Linked DNA regions of Mus musculus: region 2 is linked to region 1. A link is a loop called in an ENCODE intact Hi-C map of the cell type or tissue named here. Cell type or tissue: left cerebral cortex. All regions are shown on one strand.

Region 1 (8,000 bases):
TCCCACATCATTAATCAAAACGATATAAAACAGACTATTGGATATAGGCTTTTTTTCCTTGCAGGCAAGCCAAATTTATTTGTTTTTGGCAGTTAGAGTGTCAAACCTAGAGTTACAGTATATGCTAGGCAAACACCCTACCATTGAGCTGTATTCCAGCCCCAGAACAGGTCTGTCTGTCTTTATTCCTTCCCTTCCCTTCCCTTCCCTTCCCTTCCCTTCCCTTCCCTTCCCTTCCCTTCCCTTCCCTTCCCTTCCCTTCCCTCCCTTCCCTTCCCTTCCCTTCCCTTCCCTTCCCTTCCCTTCCCTTCCCTTCCCTTCCCTCCCCTCCCCTCCCCTCCCCTCCCCTCCCCTCCCCTCCCCTCCCCTCCCCTCCCCTCCCCTCCCCTCCCCTCCCCTCCCCTCCCCTCCCCATTCCTTCCTTCCCTTTCTTTAAATATAGCTATGTACATTTTCCACTCTAAACCCAGCCCTTGAGTTCATGTGTTCAGGCATTGTGTCTGGAGGACTCAGGATGCCTGTTGCAGCCATGGGAGGCCGAGAACTCTTTAGTCCCAGCATGAGCATGCGTGCCTTGGAGCCCTGAACATCTTCGGTCTCACTCCAGGTCTTCCTAGTGATTTGTCAGGTGTTCTTCTAATGAGTGTCGTTCTCCCACCCAACCCCGAGGAGGGCACAGGAGGAAAGGCTTCTCTCTTTTCCACCTACGTTGGGAGATAAGAGCTGGGCGTCTGGTCACTGTAATTTCCCCAACTGGAATGTTTAAGCTATTTGAGTCTTGTGAGATTTTTCTTGTTCCTAGACTAGTTAGGCCTGGTGTAGGTGTGGTTATGCCTATGATCCCAATATTCAGGAGGGGAAGCGGGAGGATTACTGTGAGTTCCAGTTCAGTATGGGCTGTAGTGTGTATGTATGTATGTATACATATATATACATATACATATATATATATGTATGTGTATGTATGTATGTATACATATATACACACATATATATATGTATGTGTATGTATGTATGTATACATATATATGTGTGTATATATATATGTATACATACATACATACACATACATACACGCACACACACACACACACACACACACACACACACACACACACACACACACCACACATATTTGGCATGCTCACGATAGAATTCTGGGCCCATGTGTGCTAGACAAGTTTTACTGAGCTGTATCCCCAGCTTATTAGATTTGAGGATTTTTCTCCATACACATTTGGGACCTAAAACTTGGGACCTAAAACCCTCTCTGTAGTTAAAGTATGGCAGTCACAATACCTTGCACATTGGGAGATACATGACTATTTTTTGCCACTGGAAATTTGAGATTAACTGGTTGATAATGTATATTATATATCCTTACTTTGGCTGTGCTGTGCCAAGGCAGTTAGTGACTTATTTGTGAGCATGGCCTCCTTTTTTCTCATAGAGAAATAAGCCACACTGTTGCAGACATATCTGTCCATGGCAGTCTGTCCTCTGTGCACTGTTCCCTGGATCTGTGTAAATACAAGCTGATCCGAGGCTTGCTAGAGAACAACCTGGGAGAGCCCATAGAAGACTTCATGCGGCCTTATGATCTACAGGATCCAAGGATTCACGTGAGTGAGACTGACAGCAAGTTCTTCCAAGCTTGTAGTCTCGGCTGCTGGGCACCTATGTGGATATTCCTCCAAGTATGCAAGGAGCAGAAGGGCAAAGTGGTGGGACAGCCAGTGAACTAGATTTCTTTATCTTCGAGCCATTTTCAGGTTGGCACCGTCACTCCAGGGCTGACCGGCATTTTGTTTTCACAGACTGTGCTGAGTGGAGAAGTGTACACTTGTATGTGCTTTCTCATCGATATGGTGAATGTGAGTCTGGAGCTTAAGGATCCAAAAGGAAAAGAGGGCACTGGCTCCCTAGCCAGGTAAGGCTTTGCCTAACTCTTGTAAGAACAATGTACCCCATGTACAGCTCTGGAATAGCCTCAGGTAGGTAGCACTTCAGGGCTCTGGTACACTTGGAGCTGGAGCATGGTCTCACTAACATTAAGGAGTGGGGAATGGGGCACCTTGTCCTGTGTCTATATAGTTTTGACACAGTTGTGGGCAGAGTGACACTGGTGACTGCCTCGTGGGTCAATGTTTTAAAATTGAGAGAATTCAGACAGATATAGATAGACAGACATAGAGAATATGAATGAGAACTGTTTGAAAATTGGCAGCACTGGGCTGAGCTCCCTACTTGGAAACCTCTAGAAGCAACATAGCAACTGCTTCCTTTATGGATGTGTGCTGGCTAGTTGAAATCTGTGGTGTAGAAATACAGAGTGGGATTTTGAAGCATGCATTGTATTTTTACCCTGAAAGCTATCCCTTGTCCCTAAGTGGGGTCAGCTAATGCTCTAGTTTTCTAGATAGATTGCTGTTGTTGGTTTATGTATGTATATACTTATTTTACTAGTCCAAGGTTATATGGCTGGAAAGTTGGGTCACATTTGAAAATGGGGTGTCAAGGCTAGTAAGGCCTGTCTGAAGCACTCTGACTTATCCTGATTTTCTGTTCAAAGCCTGTGTGGCCTGCACCCAGATCAGCTGAGGGGAACCATGCCTTGGTGAACCTGCATTCTTGGGGGCCAGCTACTCTCTTGATTTATTCCTTGAGTTTTTCAATGTGGAATGATTCATAATGGTACTGAGCAACTCATAATCGCTCTTTGCAACTTACTCTTTTTCCAAAAAAGACAGTGGGTTTGGATGCACTTCCGGTTGATGGGTCAGTTTCTTACTTCCTGAGTGCAAAGTAGGATGTTGCCTCCAGTGAGCTGTAGTGATCTTATACAGATGTGCCTGCTGACTCTGGAGGGAGAAGCCTCAGGCAAGCTATAATTTCACAGATGACGGTCAAAGAGACCCTGGATATCCATTGAGGATTATGATTTAACATATGGCTTTGTCAGCCTAGGATGGGACATGGGGTGGTAAATCATTAAGGATATAATAGGTTGGGTATATTATTATTCCTCATGCATTCCTGTGGATATAATCTCCTCTCTGCGATTGGAAAGGTTTCAGGCCCAGTGCCACTGACTGCATTTTGAGTGCCCTGTGAACAGTGAGTTCAGGATCTCAGATTGAATGGTACTCTGGTACACTGATGATGCCAATCTTGTTCCACACCTGAACTTCATTTCATAAGGTATGACTGTGTTTAACGTCTCCTTTGCTTTCTTCCCTTTCAGATTTGACTTTAAGAAATGTAAGCTGCTCTATGAGAGTTTTTCCAACCAGACCAAGTCCATTAACTTGGTTTCCCATTCTATGATGGCATTTGACACCCGCTATTCTGGGCAGAAGCCCAGCCATGGCATGACCAATGTGTTCAACTGTATCTTTCAGCCCTCCAAGAGCAGCAGCGCCACCCAGGGCTCCATTCAGATTGAACTGCATTTCAGGTAGTGGAGGCCGATGCCAGCTCTGCCTTCCTTTGTCTGTCTGTGTTGTCCTCCACCCTGTATCCCTCACCTCCAGATAGGTCTCACTGTGTAGCCCAGTGTAGCTTCAAGTTTACTATATAGCCCGGGGTTTCCTTCCTGACTCCACTTTCTCAGTGTTGGGATTACCCCCACATTTGGCTCCCCAACTCTGCCATTCCTTATGGTGATAGTTTCTTTCATGGCCAGTGGGCCAAGTCCCTGTGGCTTTAGAACATCAAAGAGAAACTATGAAGGTGGGCAGTCACAGGCTCACAAGCATCCTGTTAACACCCCTGCTCACTTGCACTATTATGGATTCGCCAAAAGATGTCTCTGTTGCTTTAAAAAAAAAAAAGGAAAAAGAAAAAGAAAAAAAGGAGTTTGGCATTAAGCCAGATCCTCAAAATCAACCTCCTTGTAAGCTTTAATTTGTAAAGTGGCTTGGGGAAGGAAGAAATTATGTGAGTTTAAGGAAAAAACTCAAGCCAAAAAACCTTTTGGTCTGCATGAAAGAAGGGTGGTTTTGACCTGAATGCTATTTATTCCTGTCTGGCCGAGAGGCAGAGAGCGGAGAGAAGAAGGTCTAGAATCAGACAGACCTTATCCCCAAGATAGTCTTCCTCTTCAGAGCAATGCATCCTTCTGAGCTCTGAGATTGACTCTCTTTTATGGAATGAACTAAAATTCAAACAAAAACCTATGCCTCAATCCTTGGGCATGGGTGAAAGTTGAGTCATTCTGACAAGTCACTTGGCACCTCCAGAAGCTGCTGCTGTTACTGTTGTCATAGCTTGTGTGAGATTCTTATGACTTGTAGCTATTCTTGTACTTATATGGCTGGCATTTCAGTGTGCTGCTAAGAAGTTAGCCTTTGAAGGAAAGAGGTCTTGGTGTCGCATATGCCTTTAGGAAGCCTAGCAAAAGAGACATTTTAGTCCTTGTGTACCCAACAGTGGCAATGCTAGTAGCTTTCTGCTGGTCCCTGACTTGACCAGGCACCTTACCTACTGCTAGTTGAATTCTCCCAGATCTGCAAACACGGGCAATTTCTCTCCCATTTTACACTTGAAGAGATAGACACCTGGAGAAGGTCCAAGTGACTCTTGGAAGGTTACACAGCTTAAAAGTCTAGTAGTCACAAGTTAGACCTGGCCTTTGATATCAAAACTGAGTCCCCTTAACTCTCAGACCCTCTGGCCTCTGTCAGTGGCTGAGTGTAGCCTTGGGATATGATGGGTGTGTTTGGCAGCCTCTTTGACGATGTTTCTCAGAAGGGAAGGCTTCTGTGTGTCTGGTCCTGTTGCAGAGGGATAATTTGGTATTTGCTTTATTCTTATTGATCTTGTCTTCCTAAGTAGTCAGTTCTTTGACCCTCCTCATCATGGCTTTAATATACAGGAGGCCCAAAGTATTATTCTGCATATATACTAAAGGTATATAATTTCATGCAGCCAATCAATCAGTTCTTACCTCGCTCTTGCTAACAGAAGTGCCCTTGTTAGTGAGAGGAGTGAACTGCTTCAGGAAGAATTGTTCTTCTGTTGGGATTTTGTATGTCAAATATAAATCACTTCACAGTTTAAAGGCTTGAAATATTTTCCAGAAGCAGAGTCTGACACACTTACTTTCCAGTTAACACTGAATTCTGACAGTCTCTGCTCAAAATGGGCTGGAAAAATTTTATGGAGGGCAACATTTTTTGTTCATTACAAAGGGTAGAGTGTTTCTGTGACAAGTGCAGTGTGTGAGAAGGAGCTGTGTCTTGCCATGCCCTTTAAGTAGAGGCAGCGAGCCAGGTTTAGCAGAAACGAGACTAGAGAAAGTAGCCTTAGGCACGTCCCTAAGTCAGCCTTTCCCAAACAGGCTTGGAGGTGAGTAAATGTACAGCCAGAGCCAGGGTCTTTTTCATAAGCTCAACCTTCAGACGCCATGACCTGTCACTAGCCTGTCTCTGGCTTTCCTTCCTCTGTGTGCTAGTGTGGTAATAGAGCTGGCTATTGCCCTGAGGACACTGTGGCTTCAGGCCGGGCATGGGAGACTTTCTTGGGAACATTGAAGACTATAAAACAAGTCCTTGTGCCCTGCCTTTCCCTCTGCCCCATTTCCATTCTAGGATACGTACTATCCATCTATGGCCTTCCTCTATCCTCTTCTCAGGCTAGAAGATTGGAGTCTGAGGTTAGTTGTAGCTAAAGAAGCCAAACAGCATGGCATTTGAATATGGTGTTTGTGAAGCAGTCCTGAGCTTCTGAGAGCCTCATCAATCCTAGACCTGCCCATCAGGAAAGAAGCTGGTGTTTGAGGAGTACCTGCTATGTGCCTGGTGCTTTCTCCTACAGTGTTGGTATTTCTCGCTTTATATGTGAGGAAACAGGTTGATAATGCCCAGGGTAACACAGATTGAGAGTGATATGATTTTAGTGTGGGCCTCTCCACTTTTAAGTCTCTGCTCTTCCTCCTAGACCTATAGCTTTTCCCAGACCAGCTCTGCAGGTTGGCCATTCTTAAAAGAAATGCCAAGGGCCAAAAGCAACTCAGAATTTGGATTTTTCTGCTGGCATTTTGGAGAATTTGCATAGGCTTTGCCCATCAAACTCTTCTAGTAATATCCAGGAGAGATGCCTCAGCAGTTAAGGCTGCTTTCAGAGGGCCCAGGTTTCATTCCTAGAGCCCCAGTGATGACTCACAGTCATTAGTAATCCTATCCCAGGGGACCAAGGCCCTTTTCTGGCCCCCATGGGCACTGTACACATGTAGTGCAAAGACACACATACAGCCAACAGCCGTACACATCACAACAAAACAAAAAGAGCATCCAAAGGCTCTCAGGTCAGATTTTGAGCCTTTTTGGTTGAACTGGGCTATGTATCCTGCATTGGTATTTCAGATCCGGCTGTCCTGTGCATTGTGACATGGCTAGGAGCACCCCACCTCTACCTACCAGCTGTCAGTTGTGCCCTCTCAATTCATCATCATCATCATCATCATCATCATAGCATATTAAGACAGCGAACAATGTTGACACTGTCAAATGCCTGTTGTAGAATCATCTTAGTTAAGGGCACTGCTATCTTGCCTTCTTAAATATAGTCCTCTTGGTTATTATTATTATTATTTTTAATGAAGGACTAGCAGTTGGTTTATTGATTAAGAGTACCTGTTCCTCTTGCAGAAGACCTGGGTTCAATACCTAGCACCCACATGGTGGCTTACAACTGTCTGTAACTGCAGTTCCAGAGGGTCCAGTGCCCCCTTCTGACATCCCTGGGTACTGGGCATGTACGTCACACAGACATACATTTAGGCAAAACACTCAAACATAAAACAAAATAAAACAAAATAAATTCTTGGAAACACATGACTAGGCCCCAGAAAGCTTATATTTTGTGTACTCATAAAGTAGTGCTCAGAGTGTTTCTAACTCAAAGCTGGCAGCTTAAGGATCACTGGAATAGGGCCTGGCATTGTGCTGCATACCTGAATCCAGCTACACAGCAGCCTGAAGCAGGAGCATCACTGACTCCAGGCATTTGAGGCCACCTTGGATAACACAGGGATGACATAAAAACAGAGGGATAACACTGAATTGCTACTTGCTGGGCCTGAGGAAGGACTAGGCGGTAATTAAATACTGTTTCTCTTTGCAATTCTGTTTTTTTTTTTCTGCCTTCTTTTTTTGTAGATCTACGAAGGATTCCTCCTGTTTCACTGTTGTTCTCAACAATCTTCGCGTGTTTCTCATATTTGACTGGCTGCTGTTGGTCCATGACTTCCTGCACACTCCCAGTGATATTAAGAAACAAAATGTCACTCCTGCACGCCACCGCAATGCCAGCAGTGAATCTGCTGTTGTTCCTAAAACCGTTAAGAGTGGAGTAGTCACCAAGCGGTCTTCCCTCCCCGTGTCCAATGAGAGACACCTGGAGGTCAAGGTCAATGTAACAGGTGATTGATTATAGTCTGCTTAACTGGTTGATAGTTTGGATGTTAGGTCAGACCAGTCTTTCAAGACAGTTCCCCTGTGCTGGCCACACATTTTTTTTTTTTTTTTTTTTAGACAAGATCTCACATAGACCTGGCTGACCTCAAACACTGAGACCTGCATGCATCTGTTCTGAGTGCTGAGAATAAAGTGTTTTTGTGTTCTTCCTCTTTCCCTCTAACCCCTACCCCTCCCCGCCCCCGCCTCCCACACCCCCACCCCCACCCCCGGTCTCAATTTATCACAGGATGGCATGGAACTTGTCTCTCAAGTGCTGGGATTGTTGGGAACTACACCTAGTTCCTACACCTACTTTCTTTTTTTTTTTTTTTTTTTATGAAAACCCAGTGTGAGTCTTTTAGACACAAAGCTGTCAGTGCTTACTAACAGCGGCAGCTGGACATCAGCAGTATGCACTCCTGTGGGCAGCATAAAGAGCTGTGCCAAACTGTTGTGATGGTCCATGCTGCCTGACCAATCCATCTGACTTTTTGCTTGGATTCTAAGTCCTTTGGAGAAGGGATGCTCTTTTTTTTTTTT
Region 2 (8,000 bases), 360 kb after region 1:
AATATTTAAAAATTTATATTGGAATTATAAAATGCTCTTAATATTTCTGAAGATTTACCCAGTTCTGTACAGAATAGATGCAGTCCAGTCATACTATCACTCACAATGACAAAACACTGTTTGGACCTCACCCCTGCTGAAGAAACAGTCATATTTTTGCTTCTAAGGGCAAGGTCACTGGTCGTATTTCCACTCACATTGCTTCCATACATCCTGAAGAATGATTTTCAATCAAATTCTCCAAAGTTGCTATTTGTAGGCTGACTTCTGTCATGATTTCAGTGTGAGTTTTCAAGAAGCAATATGTGGGAGCAACAGGGATGGGTGAGTTCTGAATGCCATGACTTTCCACTGGAATTGCATTTATTAGAATTTTTTCTCAGAACCCTGTCTACCCTGAGATGGATTCTCATAGACATAGGTATGTTGGGAACACAGAAAATCACCTGAAATAAGAAAATGTGTTTCTAGGTGTGTGAGCGGATGATTTCACAGGTCATTCCCAGTGTTACAAAGATCTTCAACCCACTGTTGTCCAGAACATAAAAGTGATGAGTTGCCAACATTCTTCTATGTAACTATATGTTCTCTGGGATCAGGTGTTGCACGAGTTTTTGGTTGTACCACTTTGACCTCCTGGGTGGGTCATGCTTCCAGGAACCCACCCAGGGAATCTTTGGATCTGCGGATGAAACTCATCTACATGCATACACACACACACTCACTCACGCATGCCAGTTAATTTTAAAATGCCTTGGCTACCTCAAATGCTGGGCACTCCTAAACCTACCCCTAGGTCCAATCAGGGAAGTGGTCAGTGGCCACTTATGGGAAGTCTCATATTGTTGGGTGATTTTATCTCCTGCCACTACTGCATCCCCTTCTTCTTGAGTCCCTGAGATTCCCTCTACCTCCTACCTGTACAGCTCTTAAGTGTCCTGCCTCATGCCTAGCCATTGGCCACTGGTATCTTTCTTGATAAACCAAAAACCAATTGGGGACAAAGACTCAGCATCTGGACATGCAAATTCAAACATTAGCACCAGTCTCCAACAAGTAGGTCTCTCACCTAGGAGGATAAAATAATGAGTTTGTAGTGGCTGGTTTTGTGTGTCAACTTGACACAAGCTGGAGTTATCACAGAGAAAGGAGCCTCCCTTGGGGGAAATGAGACCTACTTGTAAGGCATTTTTTTCAATTAGTGATCAAGGATGGGAGGGCCCATTGGGGGTAGTGCCATTCCTGGGCTGGTAGACTTGGGTTCTATAAGAAAGCAAGCTGAGCCAGCCAGGGGAAGCAAGCCAGTATGTAACATCCCTCCATGGCCTCTGCATCAGCTCCTGCTTCCTGACTTGCTTGAGTTCCAGTCCCGAGTTCCTTTGGTGATGAACAGCAATGTGCAAGTGTAAGCTGAATAAATCTTTTCCTCCTCAACTTGCTTCTTGGTCATGATGGTTGTGCAGAAATAGAAACCCTGACTAAGACAGGGTTTCTGATAGTGTTTTGGATCCTAGGATGGTGTCCAGATTTGCCACAGCCAACTGGATGGGATCATAAGAAGACAAGCAGACATGTAAATGACATGTCAGTCATTTGGATGAATGGTGGTGCCATATTTCTCTTCTGTGAAACAGAAGCAATGTAAATGGAGTAGCTAACACAGAACATGTTCAATATGCCATAAACTGCATAGCTCAGGGTATTTGACATATTTGAGTTCTTGGCTTATGGAACCACAGGGATGCTATGGAGTCTTTGGGATATCATCCCTTCTTCTCTTTGCCTGAGAAAATCTCTAACCATGCTCTCTGGATGCAAGGGAGGATTAGGGTTTTTATGGTGCTATACCTATATCAAATTTTTTGTTTGTTATTGATGAGATGCCACCTACCCTTCCCTTCCATAGTAAAACTCTTTCATATGCTACAAATGTCAGTCATATTAAATGACTTTCTATATGAGCCTCTCCAAATCTTTGTGTCCTTTCTAGTGACCTACTTCTACTCACCAGCTTGCATTTCCTAAAGACTCTACATCCACAAAATTGGGCCAAAGTCTGGGCAAGAATCATTCAAATCACGAGTCTGTGTTGGATATTCTGCATTTAAACCACAGCATTCTTGGTCACACAATGCAAAAATATTTATTAATGTAACTTTGAGAGTCCTCAAAATTCTTAAGTCCTTAAAGTATTCAAAAGTCTCTGACTTCAGACTTTACTGAGATTCAAGGCAATCTCTTAGACATGAGTCACTATAAAATAAAGAAAAACTGTTTTATCTTTTCAATAGATGATGGTGTGTAGTGATCGATCACATTCTAATATTTGGTAGTACAGATAGTTAGGGTATAGTGGACCAAAGTAAAGCTGAAACTCTTCAAGGTTTCAGTATGAAACCCTACACTTCCTGGTCTGTTGTTGGAGCACATTATGCCCTAATGTGAGCCTCAATTGACTTGGAGAGCCCTGCTTCCACAATACTGACAATTGTAATCCGTCTCTTGAGATGGCCAGTCTTAGTCCTCACCTCTCTTTGGTAGATGTTTAAAGTTTCTGTCATTGCCAATATTCTGGGCTTTTCATTACAACTTAGTCTTTACTCTAAATGTCCATTGAAAAACTGTGTAGATGCTGTCACTCTGCCACACACTGTCTGACCTCCGAGGTTTTTCTACAGACACTTCATGTACGCCTCCAATGACTTATAAATACTTCATTCTTCCTGAATCTTATAAACAGCACCATGTAGATGCTGTCAGCTCAAGAAGTAGTTGTGCCTCCTGAAATCAAAACTGAAGCAGCTTGGATGTGTCTGGGAAGTTGAGCAAAGAATAGTACTTCTCTAATAGTTTCAAGCCATTCACACATTTGTTCATCTGTTGTAAACGATAGGCTTAACAATATGCTTTCAGATCCTGGATCCTTTAGTGGTAGGATTCTTGCTGTTAGCACATTTTTTTTTTTATTGTTCCAGGGTAGAACATATAGATTCTCTTTCATGGTACTCATCTCCTTAATAATGAAAGATTCTTTGTCAATATTTGGGTTGTTTGTTATAAAAAACCTTTTCTTTGTCAAAATGTATGTTTTTCAAGTCACTTTACTTTCAGTCTTCACTGCAAACCTGGCTAAAAGCTATGAGCAATTTCTCTGTTAACAGCCTGAGTCACTCTGTTAATACTCTGCTGCTCTGCATTAGCATAGGCTTTGCATGCTGCACCGCTTGATGACTTTCACCAGATTGGATTGGTGAAGAAATGAACAGACACACAGACACAGAAAAGCTGCAGGTGAGTGGTCTCAGCTTTCTGATGGAGAAGCTATAGCACTCCAGAAGCTAGCATGTTTATTATATATAGTCGATCAGAGGTATAGGCTATTGCATGTAACCCGACAAGGATTCAGGTTTAGCTAATGTAGATAGAAGCAATCTCTGCAGTGGAACAGTCAGACTTTAGGCAAGAGTATCTAAAGAGGAAAGCTATGGTAGGTAGTTTCTGCACATATTATCAACATTTACATTTGGACTAGAGGAATGCTTTGTCATCCCAATGAGACTCACCAAGGAGGAAGAGCTTTGCCACTTTCATGGTTTGGGGCATTGGTCCTTGACATGGCCAAGCCCATTCACTCAGAGCTTCACTCATTCCATATAATCTACCAAAGTAACCAAGTCATTGCTTTTAAATTCTGTCTCACTCAGATTTTTTTCTTAGGATCTTATCAGAATGTAGAATTTTTTTTTGCAAGATTCTAATGTACATGGCCTCTGGTCCACTTCCCAATCATACCCTGTTCTCACTTGAAGCCCCATTGTCACGCTCCTGTTGATATTTGGGGTAGTATATCACCCATTATGTGAATAGTTGTTCGGCAGTTAGTGGGGCTATTTAGGGAGTTTACAAGGGGGTGTTGCAGCCTCACAGGAATGAATTACATCACTAGGGGTAGACCTTGACATTTTCAAGTGTAATCACACCATTTATAGTCTTCCTTCATTTTCTTCCCTCCAACCCCTCTCATTCAGCTCCTTGCATGTCCCTCCTCCTAATATGACTTGAATTATTGGCCTCATTTTCTATGAGCATCCTTGTTACGTTTCATGTATCTATACCTGCTGAGTTAGTTTACTGTTGCTTGTATATACATGATTTCAGGACTGACCACTGGTAGAGTACAAATAATTAGGGCCTTGTTCCTAAACTAGACTATCTCTCTCTCTCTCTCTCTCTCTCTCTCTCTCTCTCTCTCTCTCTCTCTCTCTCTCTCTCTCTCTCTCTCTCTCTCTCTCTCTCTCTCTCTCTCTCTCTCTCTCTCTCTCTCTCTCTCTCTCTCTCTCTCTTACTAGTCCTTACTTGTCTGTAGTTCTTTGTCTAGGGGATGAGTCCCCCTAAAGTATCTTCCTCTATTAGCCAGCTTCTTGGTGCTGTCATTATACAGGTGTTGCTCAGGAAAAGATTTGTCTTATTTGTAATTATGTGTGTGAATGAGTGTCTAAGTAGGGATCTGTGCCTGTGAGTGCAGGTGCCTGTAGAGGTATAGGATCCCTTAGAGCTGTGTTTATAGGCATTGTGAGCCAGTTGACATAGGTACTAACAACTGAACATGGGTCCTATCCAAGAGAAACATCTGTTCTTTACCCCATATCTTCTTTCCAGCCCTGAGAAGTAAAAATACCCAAATGGTAGTGGGCACTTCATAAAAGGACCTGATACTGAATCACACTTGAATGTATGTGTTTCTAGTGTTTTCAGGAGAACCCAAGATGTGGCAAGAAAATTCATAGCTAAAACATGCATCTATTTCTCTGAAGACAGGCTTCAGTGTCCCTGTCATATATTCATCTTTCCTACACTCTCCGTGGCTTTCTCGTTCTCTGTAGAATGATGCCACCTTGTGGCCTGTGTCTCTTGTGCTAACAGCATCACTGTACTTCTTTCAGTAGAGCAGCTCAGCTTCTGTTGAATTTTGTTAGATTTCTCTGGCTTCTGGAATTCATTTTTACAAATAAACTGGCTTACAAATTACCTAAGAGGGAAGACATCATGACCATGAGTAAAGTGCCCTACCCAGGGTGAGGCTTATCCACTGCACTCTGGGTATGCACACCCCTGGTATTTCCCTAAAAGTGGGAAACTATACTGTATAATTTTGTTAATGGAGAAATGAATTCCCACTTTCTCCTTAGTAAAACTAAAACAAATGCATTGGCTTAAAACAACACATGATTTCCCTTGCGTTCAGGATTTGAGGATGGAGTTAAATGGCTGGTTTTCTTCTAAAGACTCATGTGGAGAATTCGATGTCTTGTGTATAGTTAGTTCTTTTGTATAGATAAAAGCAACAGAAATAAGAGCCTGACAGAAAAACTATCTAGTCCCATTTATCCTTGGTGGCTTATAGCAGTTTTCTGTTTTTTTTAAAGAGATATATGCAGTGAAGGGACTATGTCTGTAGAGTTTGCTCTTGACTGGGTTGACTGGGGAAGTACTGCAAAGTTGGTCAGCCAACTAATTCGTGAACATGGAATGTCTTTCTTCTTGTAGTACCTTCTTATACTCCACCTGTCTTTTTTCTTTGCTCTATCACTATTAAGCATAGCCTCTTTCGTGGATTTTAGGAGGGCCAACACCCTGAGAGAGGCAGCCTGTCCCAAGCACATTTAAATAATATATTTAAACATATATTATTTTTATCGTATATTATATACTAACCACAGTTTACCCCCCTTCCTCTCCTCCACATGCCTTCCCTCCCCTGCCCCTCCACCAGATCTACTCTTCCTATGTTTCCCTTCAGAAAAAGAGAGGACTTCCAGGGATACCACCTAAACATGGCATATCAAGTTACAACAAGACTAGGCACATCCCTTCATGGTTAGGCTGGATGAGGCAATCCACTAGGAGGAAAATGGTCCCAGAAACAGGTAAAAGAGTGCAAGGGGCCAGACAGTGGTGGCACATGCCTTTAATCCCAGCACTTGGGATGCAGAGGCAGGCAGATTTCTGAATTTGAGGCCATCTAGGTCTACAGAGTGAGTTTCAGGACAGCCAGGGCTATACAGGGAAACCTTGTCTAAAAAAACCAAAAAAAAAAAAGCCCCAAAACAACCAAAACCAAAAAAACCTCAAACCCCCAAATCAAACCAAACCAACCAACCAACCAACCAAACATACAAACAAAAAACCAAAAAGAGTGCAAGGAACCATCCCTGGCTGAGGGCAAGGGTTGGAACCAATAGATTCAAGAGAAGCTAAAGAAGACTCAGACACAGGACACCATTCAGCTTTGTTCCATGTGAGACAGGACAGAAAGGAAGCACATTTATATATGGCTTGACTTATTCTGACAACCTGTGTCTCTTATAGGCTTTATTTATATATAAAGTTATTTTCTCAGAAACTTTATTTATTGACTGCACAGCTTTTCAAAATACACTTTATGTCTTCCTTGATTACAAAAGAATATTGAAAGAGCATTTCATGTAAGCATTTCTCTTTGAGTCCTGAGCATCTCTCACCTCCCAGGTCTCTGGTGCATTCTGGAGGGTTCCCCCAACCTTCTATATCCTGAGGTTGCCTCTTTCCAGCAGCTGAAAGAATCAGATGCAGATATTTGCACCCAACCAATAGACAGAAGCAGTTGACCCGTTGTTGAATTAGGGAAAGCTGAAAGAAGCTGAGGAGAAGAGTGATCCTACACTAGGACCAGCAGTCTCAATTAATGCTTTCTTTCTGCTGGCCTTCAGGGCTTCAGTCATTTTCCCTCACCAAATACCAGATCAGGTTCCACCCTCACTTCCTCCCACTCTCTTTCCCTCTCAGGCCCCTCCCTCCCTTCCTTCTTGTGATTGCTTTCTTCTGTCTCTCAAGTGGTCTGAGGCATCCTTACTGGGCACTTCAGCTTGTTTAGCTTTTTGAGTTCTGTGGACTGTATCTTGGGTATTCTGTACTTTTTCTTTTTGGTTAATATCCACTTATTGCCTGACAGTAGGGAGAAGGAAATTATAGAGCCCACCTCCAACAGGAAGACAGGACATCAAGTGAGGGATGGGGTTGCCATCCTACTGTCACAATTTTGACCCGTAATTGTTCCTGTCTGAGAGAATTACAGGGATGGAAGTGGCCAGTGACAGGCCCAAAGTGGGATCCAGCTCAAGGGGGAGGTCCCAAGGCCTGACACTATTACTGAGGCTATTGAATGCTCACAAAAAGGGACCTCTCATGACTGTCCTTGAAAGACCCAACAAGCAGCTGAAAGAATCAGATGCAGATATTTGCACCCCACAAATGGACAGAAGCAGTTGGCCCCTGTTGTTGAATTAGGGAAAGCTGAAAGAAGCTGAAGAGAAGGGTGATCCTACACTAGAACCAGGAGTCTCAATTAATCTGGACTCCCGTGATCTCTCAAACATTGGACCATCAAACAGGCAGCATATACCAGCTGATATGAGGCCCCCCAACCTACATACAGGAGAGGACTTCCGAGTCGGTATTCATTCAGAGATGATGCACTTAAGTGGGTGGTGAAGAGGTATGTGATGTGGAACAGTCAGAGGGTGAGTGGGTGGGGAGTAAGATATAGAGTGTAAAAAATAAATTAACTAATAAAAAAAGAATATTGAAAGAGGCGCAAAACAAGCAAACAGCAATTTTATAAGAGCTGAAAAATTGACATTATGATAAAATCAATGTTCTTTTAACTCAGTATCGTCTTCTTTTTTTAAAAATATTTTTATTACACATTTTCCTAAATTACATTTCCAATGCTATCGAAAAAGTCCCCCATACCCTCCCCCCCCCACTTCCCTACCCACCCATTCCCGTTTTTTTTGGCCCTGGCGTTCCCCTGTACTTGGGCATATACAGTTTGCATGTCCAATGGGCCTCTCTTTCCAGTGATGGCCGACTAGGCCATCTTTTGATACATATGCAGCTAGAGTCAAAAGCTCCGGGGTACTGGTTAGTTCATAATGTTGTTCCACCTATAGGGTTGCAGA

What was found. A loop is a pair of places that touch in the nucleus more often than their neighbours do. Peaks named below come from ENCODE experiments on the same cell type or tissue, not always from the same donor. Only the 100,000 strongest peaks of a DNase experiment are listed, where the experiment ranks them.
Region 2: a loop joins it to region 1, with 5 times the contacts of the local background. A loop is called at or near these places in 11 of 42 quality-filtered maps.

What each region holds. Positions count from the first base shown.
Region 1 is chr4:145,121,867-145,129,866 of GRCm38, reverse strand. It overlaps Vps13d (vacuolar protein sorting 13D), which reads left to right. Exons shown (of 70, transcript NM_001276465.1): 28 at 1,451-1,622; 29 at 1,818-1,930; 30 at 3,245-3,457; 31 at 7,161-7,423. Among named protein-coding and RNA genes, the nearest start is that of Vps13d, 69 kb to the left of the region's middle. In left cerebral cortex, a CTCF peak has its summit at 3,790; DNase peaks (open chromatin) are centred at 3,826, 4,226 and 5,197; H3K27ac peaks cover 1,707 bases.
Region 2 is chr4:144,762,814-144,770,813 of GRCm38, reverse strand. Gm25938 (a small nuclear RNA gene) reads left to right here and starts at 5,022; the gene lies at 5,022-5,187. In left cerebral cortex, a CTCF peak has its summit at 4,910 (motif pointing left); a DNase peak (open chromatin) is centred at 4,889.